Linked DNA regions of Homo sapiens: regions 1 and 2 are each linked to region 3. A link is a contact called in ENCODE Hi-C or POLR2A ChIA-PET data. All regions are on one chromosome and are shown on one strand. Each heading gives the region's core, a stretch centred on a gene start or an enhancer-like site at or near the end of the contact. The rest is flanking DNA. Distances are from core to core; before and after follow the strand shown. Region 1 has its middle 24 kb from the start of ZNF786. Region 2 holds the start of GHET1 (gastric carcinoma proliferation enhancing transcript 1). Region 3 holds the start of ZNF746 (zinc finger protein 746).

What was found. Hi-C counts contacts between places; a loop is a spot of excess contacts on that map. ChIA-PET counts read pairs that join two places held with the same protein, here RNA polymerase II (POLR2A). Pooled maps may share reads with other maps.
Region 1: a loop to region 3 is called in a map of CD8-positive, alpha-beta T cell, with 8 times the contacts of the local background. The contact joins the enhancer-like site here to the promoter of ZNF746 in region 3. A Hi-C loop is called at or near these places in 2 of 168 maps with a recorded cell type or tissue (CD4-positive, alpha-beta memory T cell and CD8-positive, alpha-beta T cell), 2 of 37 single-sample maps with no recorded cell type and 10 of 50 pooled maps. POLR2A ChIA-PET finds 5 or more read pairs at or near these places in 1 of 52 experiments (OCI-LY7).
Region 2: a pooled map shows a loop between it and region 3 (5-fold over the local background). The contact joins the promoter of GHET1 here to the promoter of ZNF746 in region 3. A Hi-C loop is called at or near these places in 1 of 168 maps with a recorded cell type or tissue (K562), 1 of 37 single-sample maps with no recorded cell type and 9 of 50 pooled maps.

Annotation. Positions count from the first base shown.
Region 1 is chr7:149,064,415-149,068,197 of GRCh38, reverse strand. No RefSeq gene overlaps it. Among named protein-coding and RNA genes, the nearest start is that of ZNF786, 24 kb to the left of the region's middle. RefSeq lists a silencer at 2,292-2,521 and an enhancer at 2,011-2,893. Within about 2 kb of position 2,262, at least 38 of the 41 ENCODE cell types and tissues checked have a DNase peak (open chromatin) inside an H3K27ac peak, as active enhancers do; they include CD8-positive, alpha-beta T cell, where a contact is called at or near this core.
Region 2 is chr7:148,985,074-148,988,946 of GRCh38, reverse strand. GHET1 (gastric carcinoma proliferation enhancing transcript 1) reads right to left here and starts at 1,420. Exons shown (of 1, transcript NR_130107.1): 1 at 1-1,420. It also overlaps RNY1. RefSeq lists enhancers at 1,074-1,123, 1,444-1,493, 1,061-1,561 and a silencer at 1,704-1,773.
Region 3 is chr7:149,496,145-149,499,858 of GRCh38, reverse strand. It overlaps ZNF746 (zinc finger protein 746), which reads left to right and starts at 2,050. Exons shown (of 7, transcript NM_001394198.1): 1 at 2,050-2,346. The coding sequence starts at 2,323. RefSeq lists silencers at 1,686-2,355, 2,596-2,655 and an enhancer at 2,789-3,714.

The sequences.
Region 1 (3,783 bases), core at 1,013-3,512, 430 kb after region 3:
TCAAGAGATTGTCTCTCCCTGGCTGCCGAATTCTCATTCTTAGAGAGGCAATTTGTTAATTGCTGAACCATCACCTGACATTTCTAGTGGGTCGGGAGAGAGCCCTCTGCTGCCCTGTTGATGCCTAACTACCTGTAACAATCTGATTATTGTAAGTTTTCCTGTATCCAGTATCACCTCCAATATTTATCAAGGAGTTGTGTGAAATACCACCTCACAACCAGATGAAGAATTTTATCACCACCTCCTCCAATTCCTCATGAGGGAGAAGTAGGAATTGCTCTGAGCCTAAGGTAGAAACCGTTCCTGAAATGTTGAAAACCGTCATTGTGAGTAGGTGAGTGGAGTGGTGGAGTAGTGAATCACCTGTACAATGGCACTGTCAAAAGACAAAATTACAACACATTTAGTTTAAAAATCTTAATTGGCTTATTTGGTATTCTAGAATTGAGCAACACTTCATCCCATGAAACAGAATAAGTGGCCCGGCGTGGTGGCTCACGCCTGTAATCCCAGCACTCTGAGAGGCCGAGGCGGGCAGATCACCTGAGGTCAGAAGTTCAAGACCAGCCTGGCCATGGTGAAACCCTGTCTGTACTAAAAATACAAAAAATTAGGTGGGTGTGGCAATGCGAACCTGTAATTCCAGCTACTCGGGAGGCTGAGGCGGGAGAATCGCTTGAACCCGGGAGGCGGAGGTTGCAGTGAGCCGAGATCGTGCCATTGCACTCCAGCCTGGGCAACGAGCGAAACTCGGTCTCAAAAACAAAAACAGAAAAACAGAATAAGTGTTTGGATGAGCCAGCCAAGGCGGGTTTTTTTTTTTTTTTTTAAGAAGGAGTCTCCCTCTGTCGCCCAGGCTGGAGAGCAGTGGCGCTATCTTGGCTCACTGCAACCTCCACCTCCTGGGTTCAAGCAATTCTGCCTCAGCCTCCCAAGTAGCTGGGATTACAGGTATGCGCCACCATGCCTGGCTAATTTTTTGTATTTTTAGTAGAGACGGGGGTTTCACCAGGATGGCCAGGCTGGTCTCGAACTCCTGATCTCGTGATCTGCCCACCTTGGCCTCCCAAAGTGCTGGGATTATAGGTGTGAGCCACTGCACCCGGCCCGCGGTTGGTTTTATGGACAGAAAAAGCTTGGGAAAAGCAGAAACAGAAAACTAAAAGTGGGTTGGTTGTTTCAAAGTTACTTTTTTCTTCTAAAGGTTAAAGCAGAGGGGGTGTCTTCTGGCCGGGCACGGTGGCTCACACTTGTAATCCCAGCACTTTGGGAGGCCGAGGCAGGTGGATTACCTGAGGTCAGGAGTTCAAGACCAGCCTGGCCAACATGGTGAAACCCCCGTCTCTACTAAAAATACAAGAATTAGCCGGGCGTGGTGACACACCCCTGTAATCCCAGTTACTTGGGAGGCTGAGGCAGGAGAAGTGCTTGAGCCCGGGAAGCAGAGGTTGCAGTGAGCCAAGATTGTGCCACTTCACTCCAGCCTGGCCGACAGAGTGAGACTCTGTCTCAAAAAAAAAAAAAAAAAAAAAAAGCAGAGGGGTCTTCCTTATGCTGGCCTGTTTGGTGATGTGGCACTTTTGCATGAGTAACTCCATCTTGGTGTGGTCTCTTGGAGCCTAGTGCTGGAGCTGAGTCCGAACCAATGGACTCCTATTATTTTATTTAATAACAGTTTCTTTTTTCTTTTTTTTTTTTTTTGAGACGGAATCTTGCTCTGTTGCTCAGGCTGGAGTGCAGTGGTGCGATCTCGGCTCACTGCAATCTTCACCTCCTGGGTTCAAGTGATTCTCCCGCCTCAGCCACCCGAGTAGCTGGGACTACAGGCGCGTGCCACCACGCCCGGCTAATTTTTGTATTTTTAGTAGAGACGGGGTTTCACCATGTTGGCCAGGCTGGTCTCAAACTCCTGACCTCAGGTGATCCGCCCGCCTCAGCCTCCTAAAGTGCTGGGATTATAGGCATGAGCCACCGCGCCCGGCCGATAACACAGTTTCATTGTGAAGACAGGCGGCTTGTAGTAGCAAAAATTGAAACCGAAAATGGCGACGTTACACATTCTCCAAATCCCTACTAATTTACATACCTATCAATTTCAGAGGCAATCTCGTGTAACCCTAAAGGAGGTTATCTCTGGAGAGCTTGGAGCAGCTCCAATTCAAGTTCAGAGATCCAGGGAGCCCAGAATGCACAGCGCCGCGGGGGTGCCTCCCGCCAGAAGGCGGCGCTGTGGGATCCCAGCCCGAGCCGTGTCCAGGCACAGGAAAGGCAGAGCGTTCTCAGCATGCCCTGCCTGTGCCCTGGGCAACGGCCGCCGCCGAGCGAGATCCCGGGGTCGCGCAGGGTGGGGCTGGGGCTGAAGGGCGCAGGCCCCGCGTACGGGGGCCGCCCCTGCTTTTCCTCCGCGAGACCAGAGCTTAGACTACGGCAGGACTAGTCCCTGGGGTTCCCCTTCGGGTGTCAGACCCTCTCTGGGCGGTCGCGGGAGGGCTCGGGCTCGCAGGATCTGCAGGTGTTGGGGCTGGGGCAGTGGGGAGTGGTCCGTGGGCCCAAGAGGACGAAGCGGAGTCGGGCGGTTCCGGCTGGGAGGAGGCGCCTCCCCGGGGCTGCCCTGACCTAGTAAAATCTGTGGGGAAGCCCTGGCCGGGGAGCCTTCCCCCAGCTCGCTCCCTGGGGCCTGGACAAAAGGCCGGGAAGGAAACGCAGCCCTGGGCTCTGCGGTCTTTGGAACAGAGACTGCGACTTTTCATCTTCGTTTCCCACCTAGTGTGGGGCCCCCGTGGGTGCTGTACAAATGCTGTGGAATCAAAGAATCAGTGGAGGAGTCCCGCACGCACCCATTGATTTTACTCAGTCCAGAGTTTCCGGAGAGTGCCTGCTTCCCTAAGCGCAGCTTGTGGGCGGAGACTCTGCTGGATGAGGTGCAGATTGGGAGAAAGAACAGGAAATTACGGGTGAGAAAAGAAAAGGATTCCCATAAAGGGCACATGTGAAAGTACAATGCTGAATTGCAATATTAGGCACTTCCATTTTCTTTTTATTTATTTATTTAAGACGGAGTCTCGCTCTGTCACCCAGGCTGGAGTGCAGTGGTGCCATGTCAGCCGACTGCAACCTCCGCCTCCCGGGTTCAAGCGATTCTCGTGCCTCAGCTTCCCAAGCAGCTGGGATTACAGGCGTGCGCCACCACGCCCGGCTAGTGTGTGTGTGTGTGTGTGTGTGTGTGTGTGTGTAGCTGGGATTACAGGCGTGCGCCACCCCCCCCCCCCCCCGGCGAGTGTGTGTGTGTGTGAGTGAGACGGAGTATCACTCAGTTGCCCAGGCTGGAGTGCAGTGGCGCGATCTCGGCTCACTGCAACCTCCGCCTCTCAGGTTCAAGTGATTCTCCTGCCTCAGCCTCCTGAGTTGCTGGGACTACAGGCACGCACCACCATGTCCGGCTAAGCTTTGTATTTTTAGTAGAGACTGAGTTTCACCATATTGGCCAGGCTGGTCTCGAACTCCTGACCACGTGCCCGCCTGCCTTGGCCTCCCAAAGTGCTGGGATTACAGGCGTGGTATTATTAATGTTAATGGTGTTGCGTCTCTGGGGTAGTGACTGCCTAGTCAAGCTTCTATTCTGTTTTCTAATTACTAGGAAACTAAAGGGCATTTTCCTTATTTGCTTTGTCACCTTCTAGGGAAAGTGATGTTTTGCTTTTCTGGTGCAAAATGTTTTGAAGAAGATAATTTCTCATAGCTGTATTGGAGCAAACTGTCACTTTAAATTTTATTTTGGTG
Region 2 (3,873 bases), core at 171-2,670, 510 kb after region 3:
GATAGCTAGCTAGTAGCTGGTGAAAACTAGGACTCAAGCTGAGATAATGTGGCTGCAGCCCGTGCTGTTCATCTCTAATGCCTGCCGGATTCTCACTGCATATCATGACACCTATTGGGGCATCAGTCAATTTGATTAGTCAGCTTCAGTGTCTTCATTTGTGGGGTTGTTGGAAACAGATGAGACAGGATCTGGCTGAGAAACAGCCCCAGAAACCTCCTCTCCCAGAATGGCACCAACCCCCCTTCCCTGCCTCTGAGCCTGGCCACTGGGTGGACTTCCAGTCCACATAGTAGACTAGATCACCCCCAGTGCATGCAAAGGCAGAGTGAAAGGTATAAACAACTTAGTCAAATCAAGCTGTACAATGAAAAACAAAAGGAAATAAAACTATTCTGGCGCACACCTTTTTCTTATTAATTTCAAGTTGGCTGCCAATGTTTACCTGCTTTGTTCTTAAAATAATCCATTCTAGAATTTTGCTAGAGAGCAACATCGTTTAGAGATTGTCATTTATGAAACTCTCACTCTCATTTTCCCCTCTTTTGAAATTAGGACAACATCTACCCATGTCTAGTTTTCTGGGGTTATTCATTCTCCTCAATGGCATTCATTCATTCATTCACTCAACACATTTACATAGCACCTGCTGTGTCCCAGATACTGTGCTAGGTACCAGAAGGAGTCAAACATAGTCAATGATTCTGCTTTTCCATTGGCTTGGGGCATCCAGGAACACATTTTCTCAGGCTTGGAGATGTGAACTCCAATGGGCAGCTGCCTGCCCTTCCCCTCCCCTTGCCTGCACCTTTACAGTAAGGTCTACTCGCCGCTGCAGCAGGAAGATCCTCCATTAGGAGTAAAACAGAGCTGTGAATTCGGCTGCCCCAGGAACAGCCCGATCCTTGTTGCTCCAGACACATCCCTACTGTCTTTTTGCTGTTCTTTGCTTTCGGCATGAGTTTCAGGTCTTTCAGAGCTTTGCCTCTGACACTTTCACAGAAATCTTTTCCACCCGCCTTTTCTTAGTCATCTTTACTTCGGACTTCCTGCTTCTGCCTTTTGTCCCTGTAGATTCTGAAGTCCTCAGGAACAATCCAAGATCTTCTGGTGTTTCAGATGCTTCCCCTTCACGTTCCTTAGGTGGTGGTTTCTGTTCTATCAGTTGGGGTTTAAGGAGGAGGCAGGGATCTTGGGCAGTGGGAGAAGCACCTCTGTAGGGAGCTGACTGCCAAGATGGGAAAGTGTCAGCCTCCAGGTAGTGGCGCTTGCTGGGATTTACCGACGCTGGAAGCACAGACTTTATCTGTAGGGCTCACAGTTTCCTCCAGGTCCCACAGAGCTGTCCGGAGGGTCACACAGCAAACAGATAAAGGAGGCCAGCGCAGATTGGGCGGCTCTCTGGTACCTTGCGGTGGCTGAGCCACTCAAGACAAACCGGGGGAAAGACGCCCTGATGACGAAATGCTAATTTTGCATATCTCTTTCCCAGGATGCTTAGCAACACGTCTGATTCTTGTTATTCAGTACGTTTTTCCAGCTATTGATAAATAGATGTGCCAGGGAATTCTTAGAGTATATATATATCATTAATATTGTAAATATAGTCATCAGTAAACTGAAACCAGAATATCACTGTAAGGGGAAAATGAACAAATTTGGGGGCTTTAAATAGTTCAAACAGTAGGAGGACTTATTGGCTGGTCCGAAGGTAGTGAGTTATCTCAATTGATTGTTCACAGTCAGTTACAGATCGAACTCCTTGTTCTACTCTTTCCCCCCTTCTCACTACTGCACTTGACTAGTCTTTTACGAGAGTTTCCACTCTCCTGGCATCCCTCGTTTCTTGTTTTCATCTCAATTTTAAAATGTTGAAAGTCAGCATCATTAAATAAAGCATGGAATACAGGGGGAAAACGAAGTACTATTCTTTTCTTCCAGAAACAAACAGTAAATTTGGGAAAACCCATCACAGACAAGAAGGAAAAAGAAAACAAAAATCAAATAAATAGTAATAGATACTACGGACCAATTATTGGTAAAGATGGTATAGTATGTCCTAAGAGATCAAAGACAGGAAATGGGATGAGGGTGAATAGGGGTTTTTCTTTTTCTTGTACTTTTTCTTTTCTTTTCTTTCTTTTTTTTTTTTTTTTTTTTTTTTTTTGAGACAGGCTGGAGTCTCTGTCACCCAGGCTGGAGTGCAGTGGTGTGATCTCGGCTCACTGCAACCTCCGCCTCGTGGGTCCAAGCGATTATCTTGCCTTAGCCTCCTGAGTAGCTGGGACTATAGGCGCGCGCCACCACGCCTGGCTAATTTTTCTATTTTTGTAAAGACCGAAGTTTCGCCATGTTGGCCAGGCTGGTCTTGAACTCCTAACCTCAAGTGATCCTCCTGCCTCAACCTCCCAAAGTGCTGGGATTACAGGCGTGAGCCACCGCGCACGGCCAGGATTTTTTTAATGTTTTAATATCAGTAGGATTAAGGACTGGTATTTGATGATACAACACTCAATGGACAAAATTAAGAGGCATTTCAAAGTCGACAATCCAGTTAAGTTTTGAAGCTAAGAGATGTGAACATTTTCAGAGAGAAAGTATTTTGGAGGAAGACAAACCAAGTCCAAGAGTTTGAAAATAGAGAAGGCGGAAGAGGGCAGAGTACATTGCGGGATGCTCACCACGTGAGGCACCAGAGCCACTTTCTAATCCTGGTTCAGCCCTTAGGTTCTTATGTAGCCTTTAGAAAGCCACGCAGCTGCCTCCTCATCAGAAACAAAGGGTCATTACACTGATCTTCCTTCCCTCTTCGCTACATGGAAGTATACATTCCTAACAGCCTCGAGGCAAAGTGTTGTTTGATGAGATTGTGGTGGTGTTGCAGTACAGTGTGACTGCCACAAATGTGTATACAACAAAAGAATATTTAAATTTTTCTTATAGGTGAAAGTAACCCAAGGCACCTTGAGGGCACATGTGGGTTTCCCAAGAGCTTCCCTGTGGGGTTTTTTGTTTTTTTTTTTTCTTTCTGAGACGGAGTTTCGCTCTTGTTCCCCAGGCTGGAGCACAATGGCGCGATCTCGGCTCACTGCAACCTCCGCTTCCCAGGTTCAAGCGATTCTCCTGCCTCAGCCTCCCGAGTAGCTGGGATTACAGGCATGTGCCACCACGCCCAGCTAATTTTTTGTATTTTAGTGGAGACGGGGTTCCTCCATGTTGGTCAGGCTGGTCTCGAACTCCCGACCTCAGGTGGTCCGCCAACCTCGGGCTCCAAAGTGCTGGGAATACAGGCAAAAACCACCACACCCGGCCTTGAATTGTAATTCTCAGGTGTTGAGGGGGAACCTGGTGAGAGGTAACTGAATCAGGAAGTCAAGACTTAAGGGTCTCCTCAATCTAAGTCCCGAGGCTTTTCCCGTACAGCTAGCTTGCTGCTTCTTCAATAATAGATATGCCTTAATTACAGTGATTGTTCAAGCCAACTGATGTTGCTATGATCACGTACCAGCTATGAACACAGGACTGTCACTGTATCTCAGGAATAATGGCAATTAAATGATATTGCAAGAGAGTAACAGTCTATTGGCCATAGTCACCATTTGATATTTGCAAAGGAATACATTTGTATTGTGTTTTATAAGGTACAGGGTATTTTCATATGACCTATTTCATTTAATATTCTTTGCAGTCCAGTTAAATTAGTATGACAGACATTATCATTTTACAAATGAAGAAACTGAGGTTCTGAGAGAGATCACATAAGCAGCCGAGAGTCAGCCACTGAGTTCATTGCTTGCAGAGCCAGAATAACCTTTCTTCCCCAAAAGTATTCTCTCTGCTACCCCGCAAAGAAAAACCAGCAATCAAACAATG
Region 3 (3,714 bases), core at 801-3,300:
AAAGGCACAGGAGTGGAAACTCTCATGCCTGCTTTTGACACCTGTGCCCAAAATGGAGGGAAAGGCTTTGGAAGCCTCATATATCAATCCAAGGAGGTTTATCTTCGTTCTTTTTACAAATAGAGGCTGGAAAACCAGCACCAGAGATGCTCTGCAATAGATGCCTGTCTTCAGTGGAGGACAGAGCAAGTCATCATTACCCTAACTTGGCTGTCTGCAGAGCCCCAGCTTCACCCTTACCTCAACCCCTACAAGGAACTTGTTAAAAAGAGACCTTCTTTTAAAATAAGTTTTCTCCACATTACTCAGGACCCATCCCAAAGACATTTTGATTCAGTAGATATGAGATGGGATCCAGAAATCCATATCCTTCACAAGCTTCCCCAGAGACTGATGCAGCTGCTCTGAGAGCCAGGCTTGGAAATTACTACCTAGAGATGACCCTGGCATATCCGACTCAGCCTGTCAAAAGGGAACTTTTTAAATTGCACACTAAAAATGTCTCTTTATTTCTAATGCACTGTATTTCTGTCACCCAGTGGTGTGATCTCCACTCACTGCAACCTCTGCCTCCCGGGTTCAAGCGATTCTCGTACCTCAGCCTCCCCAGTAGTTGGGATTACAGGTGCGTGCCACCACGCCTCGCTAATTTTTTCTATTTTTAGTAGAGACGGGGTTTTGTCATGTTGCTCAGGCTGGTATCAAACTCCTGAGCTCAGGCAATCCACCCATCTTGGCCTCCCAAAGTGTTAGAATTACGGGCGTGAGCCACTGCGCCCGGCCCTAAAATGCTTTATATCTTCCTACATCAATTTTTTTTTGGGCTGTCATCCAGCTCACACCTCTACTACCACCCTCTGGTCTGAAATGCTCTCTGCCTATCAATATTTTGCCAATTCTTCAAGATCCAGCTCAAATTTTATCTATTCTGTAAGGTCTGCCTTCTTTGAAAAAGATTACAGATCTCTCACATATTTTCTTATCAGTGTGTGCTAGGCAGTTGGCTAGTTAGTCTTGGGGAATACACAGATGAGCAAGTCGTGTTCCTGAAAGGCAATGAGCCTCTGAAACTACGTGGGGGCCCGTCCAAGGCGCCCTCCTTCCCCTGCTCTGGTTGGCCTCTTTGAGAACATTTAAATTTTTATTTTTCTCTCCTTGTTTAAAAATACTATCCTTGTCATGGAAAAATAAAAACATGAATTGGAAAAAATTAGAAAAGGCATAAAAACGGCCCGTGGTCTATTAAAGGAATAGACCTTTAATAGAACTACTGAGGCCATGTTGATATATATGCTTCCAAACTTTTCAAAACTGTAATTATACATGTACGCAGTATATGACGCTACATATGTCCTATATTGTTTTAAAATGTTATTTTTAAAACAAAGACAGGATCGTCCTGGACAGGCTTTTTCTCTTAAAACATCATGAACATCTGTTCCTACCAAGACCTTCACCGAAATCATTTTAAATGATGGTATTGCGTCCCATTGCTCATGCCATTAAAAAAATTTACTGTAATAAACCCATTACAGAAAATGCTAAGTGGTTGCCTACCGGGGTTTACCGAACTATATTCCTGTTGTTGGAAGTATTTATTCCATTTCAAACACAGGTGGGCATGAGTTACATCTGTCCTCCCCAAAATAGCCTAAACCTCCAGACCCAGGACCTCGGGCAGCAGAAGTGCCCGTGGGGCGGGGGAAGGGGAGCCGGGCATCCCAGGGCGAGGGGGCCGCCCTGGCCGCGGTCACCCGGGGGACGCCCTGCCCGGAAGCCCGTGCTCGCCCGCGGGCGCGGCCAGGCGGGTCCCATGAGGGGGACCCTTTCAATAACCGAGTCCTCGGGCTGGGCCGCGGGGCCAGCGCAGTGACTCCCCCCGCGCTCGGCAGTCCGGCCGGGGTCGCGGGGTCGCGGGGTCGCGGGGTCGGCCCGGGGTCGCTAGGTCCTCCCGTCGGGCCCCGCGGGCGGGGCTGGGCGGGGCGGGGCGGGGCCGCGGGCAGGCGGGCGCAGCGCCTGCCGTTCGCCTCTCAGGCTGCAGGTGGGGCTGTGCGGCCGCGCTGCCTCCAGGAAGCCTCACGGGCCTTCGTCTGCCGGGCCGCGGCGCCGGCTCCCAGGATGCAGTGTGGACCGGCCGGGCGCTGACGGAGGCGGCGCGACTGCGGGCGGCGCGGCGCAGGGGCAGCCAGCGAGGAGCGGCGGCAGAGGAAAGGCCAGGCAGGCGCCGCCTGCGGAGAGCACCGGGCGGCCGGGCCTGCGTGGTGCCGCGCGCGGCGGCGGCGACGACGACTTCCTCCGGGCCGGGCGGGACAGCGCAGGGCCATGGCCGAGGCGGTCGCGGCTCCGGTAAGGGCGACCCGCGCGCGCAGGGACTCGCGGCCTGGGGGCCCCAGGCGGCCCGGCCCCGGCACACGGCGCCGCAGGCCCTGGGGAGGGGTTCCGGGGTCCGGGCCGGACCACCGGGCCTGGGGCTCCCGCGAATGGGGCGCGGGGTCCGCCGGGGCCTACTGCGCCCGTCGGCCGGGCCCCCACTCCGAGCCGAACCCGAGCGCTGGCGGAACGGTTGTCCCCGCCCCGGGCCGCCCCACGCCAAGTTCTTTGGGCCCTCCGGGGCTTCCTGCCCCCGCCCCAGCCGCTGTCCCCTCCTTCTGGGTGCCCCCCCACCCGCGGCTCCTTTCTCTGCCTGGCGCTCGGCCTGTAGGTCCCTCTCCATCTCCCCCGCAGCGGCCTGGTGGCACCTGGGAGGTGTCCGGCTTCGAATCCGCATACACCGACTCCCACTACGTGCCCAGCTTCCCGGGGTCGGCGCGGAAGGGAATATAGAGCCACGCACTTCCACAAGCCCTGTTGAGGCGTTAGTCTGTCCTCACAGCAAGCCTGTGGGATGGGTACTGGTGTTAATCTCTGTCATACAAAAGAAAAACCCGGGGCCTAGAGAACTTAACTTGCCCAGGCTTACCCAGCTGGAAAGTGTGAAAAGACACACAGTGGCTGTGTGTTCAAGGACCAGGCAGGCAGGTACGCGGGCAATAATCGTGCAAAACAGAAAGGGGTGAGTGCTGGCGCCCAGGTGGAAGCTTGCGGTGGGCTCCGGGGGAAGGAGTGTCAGGGGGCCTCTTGGTACCGCTGTCCACCCCTCCTGGCCTGATGCTCTGCGCCTCTGTGATTTGAGCCGGGCTTTTAGGGAAGGCTAGGATTTCAGGCCCAGCTAGACCGGTGGTGCTTTCAGGGAGGGAGGAGTGCCTGGGCAAAGGCGCAGAGAGACGGGACAGTGCAGGGCGTGTGCAGGCACAGAAAGGAGTCCATGAGCCTGGAGAAGATGGTTTTGGTTTGGAGGCAGTGGGAAAGGAGTCTGCAGAGAGAGACTAAGAAGGGGTTTGCATGCCTGGACTTCATCCTGCGGGTGGGCAGTGGATGAGGGATCCGGCTCCTCTTACCATCAGCTCCTCTCAAGCAAAGAGTTTCAGCTCCCCTGGCAGGAGTCCAAGGACAGCCCCACATATTCCAGCCACTTGTCAGTAAGAAGCTGGGCTGGAGTGAGCAGCGCACAGTCGCCACCTCCCACCACATAGTGTGAAGACCTTACACAGGGTTTCCTGGCCCCATCAGAACTGTAAGAAAACCATGCACCTTGTTGTCCATGAGTAAAAGACTAATATTTTCTTAATAAAGTAGTTTAGCAGAGGTCCCTTTCATGCCACACAAAGCCCATAA